Regions from separate parts of the Homo sapiens genome. Here region 2 is linked to region 1. The links are chromatin contacts, found by Hi-C or POLR2A ChIA-PET in ENCODE. All regions are on one chromosome and are shown on one strand. Each heading gives the region's core, a stretch centred on a gene start or an enhancer-like site at or near the end of the contact. The rest is flanking DNA. Distances are from core to core; before and after follow the strand shown.

Evidence for each region. Hi-C counts contacts between places; a loop is a spot of excess contacts on that map. ChIA-PET counts read pairs that join two places held with the same protein, here RNA polymerase II (POLR2A).
Region 2: a loop to region 1 is called in a map of GM12878, with 6 times the contacts of the local background. The contact joins two enhancer-like sites. A Hi-C loop is called at or near these places in 2 of 168 maps with a recorded cell type or tissue (GM12878 and ovary). POLR2A ChIA-PET finds 5 or more read pairs at or near these places in 4 of 52 experiments (HEK293, OCI-LY7 and activated T-cell).

Annotation. Positions count from the first base shown.
Region 1 is chr9:303,590-310,025 of GRCh38, reverse strand. DOCK8 (dedicator of cytokinesis 8) reads right to left here. Exons shown (of 48, transcript NM_203447.4): 5 at 5,322-5,445. Among named protein-coding and RNA genes, the nearest start is that of DOCK8-AS1, 91 kb to the right of the region's middle. Within about 2 kb of position 2,910, at least 2 of the 41 ENCODE cell types and tissues checked have a DNase peak (open chromatin) inside an H3K27ac peak, as active enhancers do.
Region 2 is chr9:370,326-376,761 of GRCh38, reverse strand. DOCK8 (dedicator of cytokinesis 8) reads right to left here. Exons shown (of 48, transcript NM_203447.4): 17 at 5,196-5,334; 18 at 4,476-4,577; 19 at 457-552. Among named protein-coding and RNA genes, the nearest start is that of DOCK8-AS2, 97 kb to the left of the region's middle. Within about 2 kb of position 5,186, at least 2 of the 41 ENCODE cell types and tissues checked have a DNase peak (open chromatin) inside an H3K27ac peak, as active enhancers do.

The sequences.
Region 1 (6,436 bases), core at 1,661-4,160:
AAAGTGCTGGGATTACAGGCATGAGCCACCACGCTTGGCCACGATGACTTCTTCTGCAATCCAGCCTGGGTGACAAAGTGAAACCCTGGCTCATTAATTAACTAATTCATTCATTCACAAATAAATAGATAGGAGACTGCACTGGGAAATAAAGAGACCCTGTCTTAATCTCCACTCAGAACTTGGTTTTTGAAACTGGAAAATAAGATGATTTGTGAGGAGCCTTCCAAATTAAATTGTGTATAGACACCAAAGCTGAATGTTATGCTTCCAAAGGTCGATGTGGGAGTGGGCAACACTTTTCTACGGGAATTTGGTAACAGTTATTGGATGAAGCAACAACAACAAAAAGGAAAAAATTTGCTATTCAAGCTGTGTCCACTTTTGGCTGCGGTGTGCTTTAAGAAAACAACCTTAAATCAGTCACAAAGTGGATGTTTTATTCCATTAGGAATGTCTTTGTAATTGGGAACTGCATGCTTTGAACCAAAGACTCAGCAAAAAATGTATAACTGTAATCAACTATATGTTGTAGGACTACAAATGGATTAATGGTAAATATCTATAAAATTTATGGCAAAATGTTATTCTCAAAATTCTACTAAATGGACATACTACTGGACAATTTCTCCATACTACACATTTTTTGTGACATCTACCTCACAAAAGTACTACTCTACTAGATCATAAATTTTCCCCAAACTGAATGTGCTAGAAATAATCAATATTAACACTTCGATTATTAATACTTTTGTTTTTCTTAAAATTTATAAGAGTTTAAGGAAAATGACTTTAATTTCCCAAATTTATTTAAAAGGATATCAAGATACATATAAGTAAAAAAATCTAACATTACTCATCCCTTAATCTAGAAATTTCACTTCTAAGAATTTATCCGTAGGGTATAACTGGCAAGTGTGCAAGAATGTGAGGGCAAGGGCATCTCTGAAACACTGTTCGTGATAGCAAAACAATAGAAGTAAACTAAATGCCCCCAAAAAGGAAGTGTTAAGAGATTTTGGAACTTTCATAAAATAGAATGTTATGTAGCCATTAAAAGAAAGAACCTGGCCAGGTGCGGTGGCTCATGCCTGTAATCTCAGCACTTTGGGAGGCCAAGGCCGGGGGATCATGAGGTCAGGAGATCAAGACCATCCTGGCTAACATGGTGAAACCCCGTCTCTACTAAAAATACAAAAAATTAGCCGGGTGTCGTGGCACATGCCTGTAGTCCCAGCTACTCGGGAGGCTAAGGGAGGAGAATCACTTGAACCTGGGAGGCAGGGGTTGCAGTGAGCCAAGATCGTGCCACTGCACTCCAGCCTAGGCGACAGAGCAAGACTCTGTCTCTAAAAAAGAAAGAACACGTATTAATTGGAAGAGAAAGATAATCACAGTATATTGCTAATATGAAAAAGGAAGTTTTGCAATATTATGCATAATATAATCTAATTTTTATAAAATCTACGTGTACCAAGGAATCTTATCATATACTTGTTTAAATTTTATAAATCTAGCTATGTGGCCTCACCATTCTACTCAATAAGAAGGTGCACAAGAATGAGAGTGGAATTGAAAACATTGCTGTCATCTCGCAGTCTGAGATTCTCTCCATGATGAGTATTATTCCAATATTTCAAAACAAACAACTTTTGTACAATTTGGCTCTTTAAAAAAATTTAATAGACACATAATAGTTGTACCTATTTATGGAATACAGTGTAATATCTCAATACCTGTGTACAATGTGTAATGATCAAATCAGGGTAATTAGTGTACCCATTGCCTCAATTATCATTTCTTTGTGTTGGGAACATTCAAAATCCTTTCTTCTAGCTATTTGGAAACACAGAATAAATTATTATTAATTCTAGTCACCTTACAGTACTATCAAATACTAGAACTTATTCCTCCTATCTAGCTATAATTTTGTAACCGTTAACCAACCTCTCTATTCCCTTCTCCATCCATCCTTCCCAGCATCTAGTTACCACTTCTACCCTCTACTTCTATGAGATCAACTTATTTATCTTCCACATATAAGTGAGATCATGCAGTATTAGTCTTACTGTGCTTGGCTTATTTCACTTATCCTCTAGACTCATCCATGTTGATGCAAATGACAGGACTTCATTTTTTTATGGCTGAATAGTATTCTATCGTGTATACATACCACATTTTCTTTATCCATTCTTCTGCTGATGGATACTTAGGTTGAGTCCACGTCTTGGTTACTGTGAATAGTGCTGCAATAAACATGGGAGTGCAGATGTCTCTTTGATATACTGATATCCTTTCCTCTGGACATATATCTAGTAGTGAGACTGCTGGATCATATGATCAAGTTGGCTCTTAAACACAGACAGTGGGCCGGGTGCGGTGGCTCACACCTGTAATCCCAGCACTTTGGGAGGCCAAGGTGGGTGGATCACCTGAGGTCAGGAGTTCGAGATCAGCCTGACCAACATGGAGAAACCCTGTCTCTACTAAAAATACACAATTGGCCAGGCGTGGTGGCGCATGTCTGTAATCCCAGCTACTCGGGAGGCTGAGGCAGAAGAATCGCTTGAACTTGGGAGGCGGAGGTTGTAGTGAGCCGAGATCATGCCATTGCACTCCAGCCTGGCAATAAGAGCAAAACTCCATCTCAAAAAAAAAAAAAAAAAAAAAAAAAAAAAAAAAAAAAACAAAAAAAACCACACACAACACAGTGACTTGAGTTCTCTGCTAGTATGCTGCAGGAAAGCGTGTGCTTTGTGTGTACGCTGGTCTTCACCTATTGTTTCTGGGCTCCAAATTCACCCTTTTATGCCTTGTTCTTTGATGCTAGGTCAGCAAATCATATTTCCGCTGTGTCTGCTGCTCCCTTTAGGTTCTGTCAATAGGGAGCACTACAGGGTTACCGGATGGTTCAAGGAGGTCAAAGGGCCTGGCTCCTTCCTCTTGCTATTCCTCTCACCTTCGTAGTGACAGCTGGTTCTAGCCTTCAGGTTCTTTTGGTACTTCCAGAATCACCCTTATCTTACCTCCTTGAAGGTACCAGCACCAGCCGGGCAATTTCTCCTCCTGTGAGGCGTGAGTCCAGGCTTCATGAGGTTTTTCCCTCTGAGATCTTGAGACAACACCACCAGCTGGGCAGTACCTTCTCAGGGATTTCAGTCCTTGCTCTCAGGCTCCTCTTCTGAGCTTCTACGTTCTGACAACTCCAAGATCTTCCCCTAGACCTGCAGTCCTCAAATTGTGGTCCTGGGACCAGCAGCATCAGCATCACTTAGGAAATGCTAATTAAAAAGTATGAGGTTCACCCTCCAGACCTACTGAATCAGAAATTCCAGCAGACAGGGCCCAGCAACCTATATTTGAACAAACCCTCTGGGAGATTCTGATGAAGCTGAAGTGGAGAACCACTGCCGTATACCCCAGCCCCAGGCTGGTGTGCTGTTTCCCATAATGACGATTTTAGGATAGCCTCCATTTTTCCCTTTTGGTTCTCTCAGACCTCCAAAACCGGTTTAATCAATTCCCTGTGTTAAATTTCTTCTGCTGAAATACCTACCGTGGCTTCTATCTGACTAACATTAAGAGGAACAATTTAATTGGTCAGCATGTAGGGTGAAAATGGAATTCAGTCAAAATTACTGATGAAAAATTCCTTAAATCTCCCATAGAGCAGAGCATCCAGGTATTCTATCCCTCAGTAAGCCTGTCATATTTAGCGCTGGAAATGATGGCTGATTCTACTGTGAAGCTCCAAGTAAGTAGTGGGCTTTGCTTTAGGGGGACCACCTTGTCTGAAAAATTAGTATTATTTAAAAACCTCGAATCATTTCCAGCATGGTGAGATTCCTGTATTATGAAGACACATGGAAGCTGAAAACTATATTAGTTTACAAGAAGTTCTGTGCAAACTTGAACAAATTTTTTCTTCTCAATTTTATTTTTCTCATCTATAAAATGGGCAGGTTGGACAGCTCAGTAGTGTTAAACACATTCACACTGCAGTATAACCATCACCAGCATCCATCTCCATAATGCTGTTCATCTTGGGATGCCGAAACTCTACCCATTAAACAATAACTTCCTACTCCTCCCTCCCCCAGCCCCTGGCGACCACATTTTGTTTATCCATTCATTATGGATGGATACTTGGGCTGCTTCTACTTTTTGGCTGCTGTGAATAATGCTGCTGTGAGCATAGGTGTATAGAGCTTAACTTTTGGAAACATGGAATTTATTTGGCTATTGTTCTTTGGCCGTTTTATGCAAATGAAGGCTTGCTTTCTTTCTGTCTTCTATTTGTTAGAGTGTTTGCTGGAGTTCTTCAAATGACCCCAGGCATTTAAAAAATTAGTTACAGAATAGTGTTAAAAGCTCATTTCACAATATGTACACTTTAACTTGAATTTTAAACTGTAATTACTTTATAAGAATAATGACAACTGGCCAGGCGTGGTGGCTCATGCCTGTAATCCCAGCACTTTGGGAGGCCGAGGCGGGCGGATCACAAGGTCAGGAGATCAGGACCATCCTGACTAACACGGTGAAACCCCGTCTCTACTAAAAATACAAAAAGAAATTAGCTGGGCGTGGTGGCGGGAGCCTGTAGTCCCAGCTACCTGGGAGGCTGAGGCAGCAGAATGGCGTGAACCCGGGAGGCGGAGCTTGCAGTGAGCCAAGATCGTGCCACTGCAGTCCAGCCTGGGCGACAGAGCGAGACTCTGTCTCAACAAAAAAAAAAAAGAAAAAGAATAATGACAATAACAATAACAGTGACCAGCATTGACTAGGCACTAAGTGTACTTGGCATTATTCTAATTCTTTATGGATATTAACTCATTTAATACTCAAATAACCTCATGAGTTAGTATTACCATCCTTGTTTCCCAGGGGAGGAAACTGAAGCCCAATAAGTTTAATTATCCTGCTTGAAGTTAGAGAGTTAGTACATGGTAGAATCACTAGGAGAATGCAGGTATTCTGGCCTCAGCATAGAGCTTTTCATTACTCTGTAGTTTGCCTTAGGGGCACCAAGAGTCTCTGCAGGAACTGTCGTAGGGATGGGCCCAAGGTGTCTCTGTCCCCCAGTTAGAGCTTTTCCACTTTTTTCTATTTTAATCATTGGGTTTCTGGGTTTTCATTTGAACACCAATTTCTACAGCTACAAATAAGTTTGAAAAAAAAAATCACTGACTCAGATGGTAAAGTTCCTCCTACTCAAACTTTCTATGCGTCTATCGTTTATTCTAGTTTGTAAAACTGACAGCATGCCCTGGGCAGAAGAGCCCAGTAACCTGGTAACCATGTTTGTTGACAGGAAATACCTGAGCAGCGGGTTCACTGCACTCCAAGGTTTCCGACTCAAACGTCTGTTTCGGAAGCGTCTTGTGAAAATCTTTTCGAGATCCAGTCTTTTTAAAGCCACAGATTTCTGGACTTCCTTGGTTTCTTTTATGGTTGATATTTAATTTGGAGAGAGAAAGAGGGAGAGAGAGCGGCAAACCATTAGATTAAAAATAAAAGTAATGGCTTAAGTGTAGACATGGTGCTGAGAGAGCTTTCAAAGAGGGAACCAATTATAATTCCTCACATTTAATTATTCTCCAGGCCTAATACAAGGCTCTGTTGTAATGAGATACAAATTTACCCCCTGGCTGGCTCATTATTAAAGGGAGGCATGGCCTGGGAAAATGCCACTTCAGAGGTGCGGTCATTTCAGCTGTGGGGCATTTGGCTCCGAGCTGAAGCTAAACTATGACCCTAGTGTAAGTGGCTGGAATAAATCTAGCAATGTGCAGAAGCCACAAATAGAGATCGTTTGAAGATAAAAATAGAGAAAACCATTTAATCTTCACATCAATGTTCTTAATAATGAATAAAGCAGGCGGGACATGGTTAAGAAAAAATAAAAATAAATGATTTAACTTTGCAAACATCCTCAATCTCCACTCTATGAACTCTGTTAAAGTTGTGTTGAATAATATACAGCTGTGGGAAGAGTTTAAAACAGAATGTCTAGCCCTGTCACTGAAGAAATGAGACAGACCATCATAAGAAAGGTAAAACATGTAAGTTGTCAAGTGATGACTAGAGAAACCAACATGTGTATTTCCCATTTTTATGACTCAAAGACATCTTTGGAAAACATGTTACAAAGTCAAGTGCACAAACACGCCACTTTTATTTTTATTGAGGATACGGGATATCTTATCTTTTATTTTTTTCCAACTTTTATTTTAGGTTCAAGGGATACATGTGCAAATTCATTACATGGGTAAATTGCATGTCACTTAGGTTTGATGTATGCATGATACTGACGTCACCCACATAGTGACCATGGTACTCAATAGGCAGTTTTTCAACCCACACCTGCTTCCATCCTCCCTTCTTTAGTAATCCCTGGTGTCTACCGTGTTATCTTTATGCCCATGTTTACCCG
Region 2 (6,436 bases), core at 3,937-6,436, 64 kb before region 1:
AGAAATAATTTTGGCTCTGACATGTTCTGTAAGCAGAGGTCAGCGTACCAGGTAAGCATACTGCCAAGAGAGAGGTCTCAGCAGATGCAGAACTCAGACAGTGGCAGGTAAAGGAGAGAGTACGGAATTTCTTTTTAAAAGCTGGCAAAGTGGCAGAGTTACAGAGGGAAAAGAAGTAACAGCAGATGAGAGTTTCAAATCAAGTCCCCCTGCAAAGTTTCTCCACCAACAGTGCAGATACTAGGTTCTTTCCTTTAGGTGCTCGGCGGTTTTGTAAGGTCTTTCTATTCCAATGACAAATGAAACCTAAAGAGGTTTGCATGTCCCCACAAAGAACTAAAGGGTTATTTTTTATTTATCTGTAGACAAGGATTTTCACTGATCTTTTATTGGCCTGTCCTTCAAAGGCTCCTCCGCTGCACCTTTACCTTCATGATTAACCTTGACATTCCTTACCTGGGTGTGTACAGAAGAAACAGCTTGCACTTCAATATTAAATACTCCCTTATGTCCTTCAGCCCACTTAATGGGAGGATTCTGTAATGGGACTTTCTGTGTTAAAGAGAAAAAAAAAAGATTAGCAATCCAATTCCCTTTTCTGATTACTAACAAGCAATGCAGACCAACTTGACTGGAAATGTCAGGGTTATACAAATACAGAACTCTCTTGAAAACTAATCTAACTGTTCTTGGAGTCAGGAGCCCTGGATTCAACTTCAATTCTACACCAAACTAGTTAATATTTATGTATTTATTCATTCCTTTTGAGACAGGGTCCCACTCTGTCGCCAGGCTGAAGTGCAGTGGTGCAATCACGGTTCACTGCAGCCTCGACCTCCTGGGCTCAAATGATCCTCCCGTCTCAGTCTCTGGAGTAGCGGGGACTACAGGCACACACCACCACACCCAACTAATTTTTCTATTTTTTGTAGAAATGTGGTTTCACCATGTTGCCCAAGCTGGTCTCAAACTTCTGGGCTCAAGTGATCTGCCCACTTCAGCCTCCCAAAATGTTGGGATTACAGGTGTGAGCCACTGTGCCCCGCTTCAAACTAGTTATTTTTACTTAGACGACTCAACTAAACTTTCTGGGCCTTAGTGTTCTGTTCTCATGCTGTGAGAAGAGGGCTGAACGGTGTAATCTGTCTCTAAGTTCCAAACCAGCATTGATGATTCTGGATTCTAGGAATTAAAATAAATTAAGATCCCAGCAATTTCCCCATTAATCAGAATTGTCAGGACAAAGTATAGAATATCTTTACAAGACATGAAATTTTAATACTTTTGAGTACCCGATATTACTTTCCCTTTCACCACAGTTTTTCCAAGTGTTTCCCACATGTTTCTAGGCCAGGTCGGCTCCTGCTTTAATTACTCAAAGTGACTCTTTTATACGTTTATATATCATTACCTTCGTAGGTCTTACAGACAGTTTCTTGCCTTAAATTCCCATTGAAATTGCATTCCTTTAGAGATGTCCTGCAGTGTTGAGTGAGGGCCTCGCCTAGGTTTGTATGTCTTTCATCATAATGAAAGGTAGATGTGTACAGGGGATGGAGACCTTTAAAGCTATCTGAAGCAGTCAAAAGCTGGGGCCCAAAGTGGGCTCTAGCCTACACACACGTTCTGTTTGAAGTATTAGGAACTTTAAAAAATTAATTACCAATATTTGAAAGCCTGAAAATTTCCTATAAAAGACTGCTTTTCTAACTTCATTTGAGTACTGGAAGAAATGAAAAAATTGGCCTTATATCCCAGCATGTCACCAATCTGCAGAGTGAAGAGAACAGCTGTGACCTTCAGATGGGGAAGAGACAATCTCCAGAGTGAACAGATGCCACCAGAACAAGGCATTCATTTATGTTACTCATCTGGATCCTGTGGGCACTTGAGTTTGCCATCTGTGATCTAAAATAGCACTGTCCAGTGGAAATATAACGTGAGCTATATATGTAATTTAAAATCATCTAGTGGCCACATTAAAAAAGTAAAAAGGGGCCGGGCATGGTGGCTCACACCTATAATCCCAGGACTTTGGGAGTCCAAAGTGGGAGGATCACATGAGGCCAGGAGTTTGAGACCAGCCTGAGCAGCATAGCAAGACACTGTTTCTAATGAAAAAAAAAAAAAAAATTAGCTGGGCGTGGTGGTGCATGCCTATAGTCCCAGCTACTAAGGAGGCCGAGGTGAGACGACTGCTTGAGCCTATGAGTTCAAGATTACAGTGAGCTGTGATCACGCCACTGCACTCCAGCCTGAGTGACAGAGCAAGACCCTGTCTCTAAAAAAAAAAAAAAAAAAAAAAAAACACAAAAGGACCATGTGAAAGTAATATTTCATTTAACTCAATACAGCCTAAAGACTGTTTCAATATGTAATCAATGTAAAAAATTATTAATACAATATTTCACATTTTTCCCCATGAAGTTTTTGAAATCTGTTGCATATTTTACTTATAGCACATATCTCAGTTTGAACTAGCCATATTTTCCTCAATAGCCACATACAGCTAGTGGCTATCTTATCAGACAGTGCAGGTTTAAAGGATACTAAGAGAGGCTAAGGGTATATCTATAAACACAGCATAGCGCAAGTAAGAAAAAGGAATTAATGTTTACTTAGGAATTGAGTTTGTTGTTTGGCAAGCATTATCTCATTTAATGCTTACAGCAACCTTATAGGCAGATATGCAGATATGGGCTCAGTTTCATCTTCGAGACTCAGAGAGGGTAAGCAACTCACCAACATTCACACAGCTAGGGAGTGGCAGAATCTAGACTTTGGACACAGATTTGTCTCTCTCCAACACTCAGGTCTTTCCTATAGCTTAAAAAGATAATAGGGGGTTCTAAGAAATTAGAGTGTGCAACTTGATGATAAGAAGGTGGTTTTGAGGGATACTGAAAGGTGTTGATGTCCAAATCATAAAGACCAATCAGGGAAATGTCTGTGGACATACTCGGATTGCCCCTTAGATGGCTTTGATGAGAGAAGTTTTGGTTTACCAGACACATGCCTGTGGTCCAGGGCAAAAGTTGGTTCTCTCTTTAAGGAAAAAAGAAAATAAGAGGAAAACAGCCGGAAGTGAGACGGTAGATGGCGAAAGAACAGAGAAGAAAGTTGACTGGAACGGTTGAAATTAAATTCAAATTTCTGAGAAATTCTTCAACTTAAAATTGCAAGGAAAGCAAAAGAGATGGAGGATCTGTAGATTAAAAGCGTCTCCAGAGATGTAACAATCAATATCAGTGTGTGGACCTTATCTGAATACCAATTTTAAAAAGCAAGCGTCAAAAATATAGCATTAGTGGGATAATTAAAAATTTGATCAGTGACTGAATATTTGATGATACTAAGAAATTACAGTTAAAATTTTAAAGTATGACAATGGTATTGTGATGGTTAAAAACAAATCCCTTATCTTTTAAGATGCAGACTAAAATGAAATATGATGTCCGAGATTTACTTCAAAATAATACTTATTGATGTAAACCTATGCAAGGAACTGAGAAGTGGGCTAGCAGTGTGACAGCTGGTGCAGTCAGGGTGGACAGTCCCCTGGGCTCCCTTTATTTATTTTTTATTTATTTATTTTGAGATGGAGTCTCACTCTGTCACCCAGGCTGCAGTGCAGTGGTGTGATCTCAGCTCACTGCAACCTCCACTTCCCAGGTTAAAGCGATTCTCCTGCCTCAGCCTCCCGAGTAGCTGGGATTACAGGCACCCGCCACCACGCCCGGCTAATTTTTTTGTATTTTTAGTAGAGATGGAGTTTCACCATGTTGGCCAGGCTGGTCTTGAACTTCTCACCTCAAGTGATCTGCCTGCCTCGGCCTCCCAAAGTGCTGGGATTACAGGCACCCAACAGCAGGCCCAGCTAATTTTTGTATTTTTAGTAGAGATGGGGTTTTGCCACCTTGGCCAGGCTGGTCTTGAAATCCTGACCTCAGTTGATCCACCTGGGCTTCTCTTTAAATGGGTGCACTGCAGCAGAGTGGATGAGCAAGAGAAAGTGCCAGAAACAGGAAGTGGGAAAGGCTATTGGCATTGGGATTGGTAGGAGAATAAATACCTTGGTATCTACCGGAGGGCTGTGACAACTGACCCAAGAAAGAAACGGATGAATCTGGCCTGGGAATCTTTTATAAGGATCCTTGATGGGAACAGTTGTTTACTATGAATGGCCTTAGTTTGCCTCCTCTTCTATAATACATTATTCTGGGAATCCCTCTGTGGTAGATAATGCAAGGTTATGCTGCCTTGGGTGTAGGTTGCGTCTACTGAACATTCTGATTTGGTGGCATTTAAAAGAATGAGGTTTCACAGTCAGTTATTCCTCCCATCCTATCAGAACAATGTGCTCTCTGAGAACATGATGAACATCCATGGCCACATGGGAATGGAAAGTGAGTCTGGGAAGGTGGTCCAAGACTACAGCTGGACAAGAAACAGCTGATGGCCAGCTTGCCAATTACCTCAGCAGAATGCATGGAGTAGTTGGGTGGCAATTTTTCCAAGGCAACTGGGAGACAGTAGGATCCAGTTTGAAGACGTTCATTTAAGAGAATTGGCAGCCACTGAAACAGATGATGTAAATAATAAAGTGGTATTTATTACAGCATATAATTCTGATAATTTATCTAGCTCGCAATAATCAAATGCAACTAAACAGTGAGTAGATATTGACCAGTACTCTTTTTGGCAGTAATTTCTGTCCAGTTCTTTGCATTTTAAATCTCCGAGACCTCCTGAAATGGTAATATTGATGATTTATTGCTTTTGGAGCTAAAGCAGTAGCATTTTTCTCTGTAGCCAATGTTTGTGTGTGTCTGAACAACATCAATGTTTATTTCACCTTTTATATCTTTTAAAGAAAAAATGGTTTCTTCTTGGGGGACAAAGCTAGTTCTATACGTGAAGCATGGATATTAAATTTGGAAATAGTGAACACTGCAATGCTTTTTAAAAAACAGATGAGTATTCTTCCAACATCTATCACCCGCTAGCTTTCCATTCCTGAAATTTGACATTTGCTAAGGCAAATCATTTCTGCCTCTTGCTATAATGTGGCTTAGCATGTTTTGCTACTTCTGACTGGAAAAAATCAAGTGAATAGAATTTGGTTGTTTATCTCTGCAGGGACCTCAGATGCACCAACAACTGCAGTGTGAGTCAGCAGGCTGGAAACAACTCACTGAATATCCCAGGAGAGTTTCCACGGAGGCTCCTTGCTTCTGCTGACAGCTGATATGGTAGAAGGTGAACAGGAGGTGGTGATTTACTGTGAGCTTAGCGGGGAGCTTAATTTTCACTTCTTCATAAAAGTCAGGAGACCTGTTTCAAAAGCACATTATACACAAATAACTTTTAGCAAGAATGATGACTTCTCTGATTGTAAAACGCCACAGCCCCTTTGCTCCTCAGAATTTGCCTGGTGTTTTGCTTTTCATTTTACATTACTCTGCTCTGAAGCTGGAAGTCCCTGAGACCAAGCTTATGTTATTAGATGCACTTCCCTTACATAAAACTGTTCATGAACTAAAGGCTTTGTCAGGAAAAACAAAAAACAAAAAACAAAAAACAAAAAACAACTCCCCCACACAATGGAAAACTCCAACAACTTAATTTGAAGAAAGGATGAGGTTTGGACTCCTGCTGTGACCTCCTTTTTCCATTTCTACCCAAGGAACCAAGCCTAGCACCTAGCTGCACTCATCAAAGAGTAGAAGCAAATGAATGAGGCAGGAGGAAAAAGGAACCAATTTAACTGCATTATGAAGCCCTAGGTTCTTCATTAATTACGAAGTACATTACGTACATTGTAAAGTAATGTAGGTATGTAATGTACATTACCTCACTTAATCCTCATCCCAATCCCAGAATGTGCTTAAATGAAGGACTTAATTAGGCCCAGGTTATCAGGCCCGGATCAAACCCAATTCCGTCCAACACTGTGCAGGTGTCTCTCCCTTCCCTGTGGAACATGAATAATAGGGTGGGCATTATCCCATGACTCCATTTGCCGGTGGAATAATGAGTGTTCCATTTCTCCTTTGGTCAGCCTAGGCAGACAGTGGGGCAGGTGTCAAGTGGAGCGGACAGGGACACACAGGGCAAGGGGAGCCGGACTGTGCTTCTGGTCCCCTCCAGGGTCTCAAAGCAAGTTAGGAAATGTGTTTCCTTAATTAACGTAATACAACCTCTTTGCATCATACTAGAATAGAAGCTTCTGGAAAAGTCAAAACTATATTGGATTCTTGAAGACACGTTCTTCTCTCAGTCTTGGTTAATGGCAAAGTTATACATCTTCAACACAGAGTCACGGAACTGGCATGGATTTCCTTTGCCCCTCAGTCCCTGAATTATAAAAATAGTTAGGAGGAACCACCCACGGGACTTGGAAAAACCAGGAGATGATGAAACCATCTTGGCATAT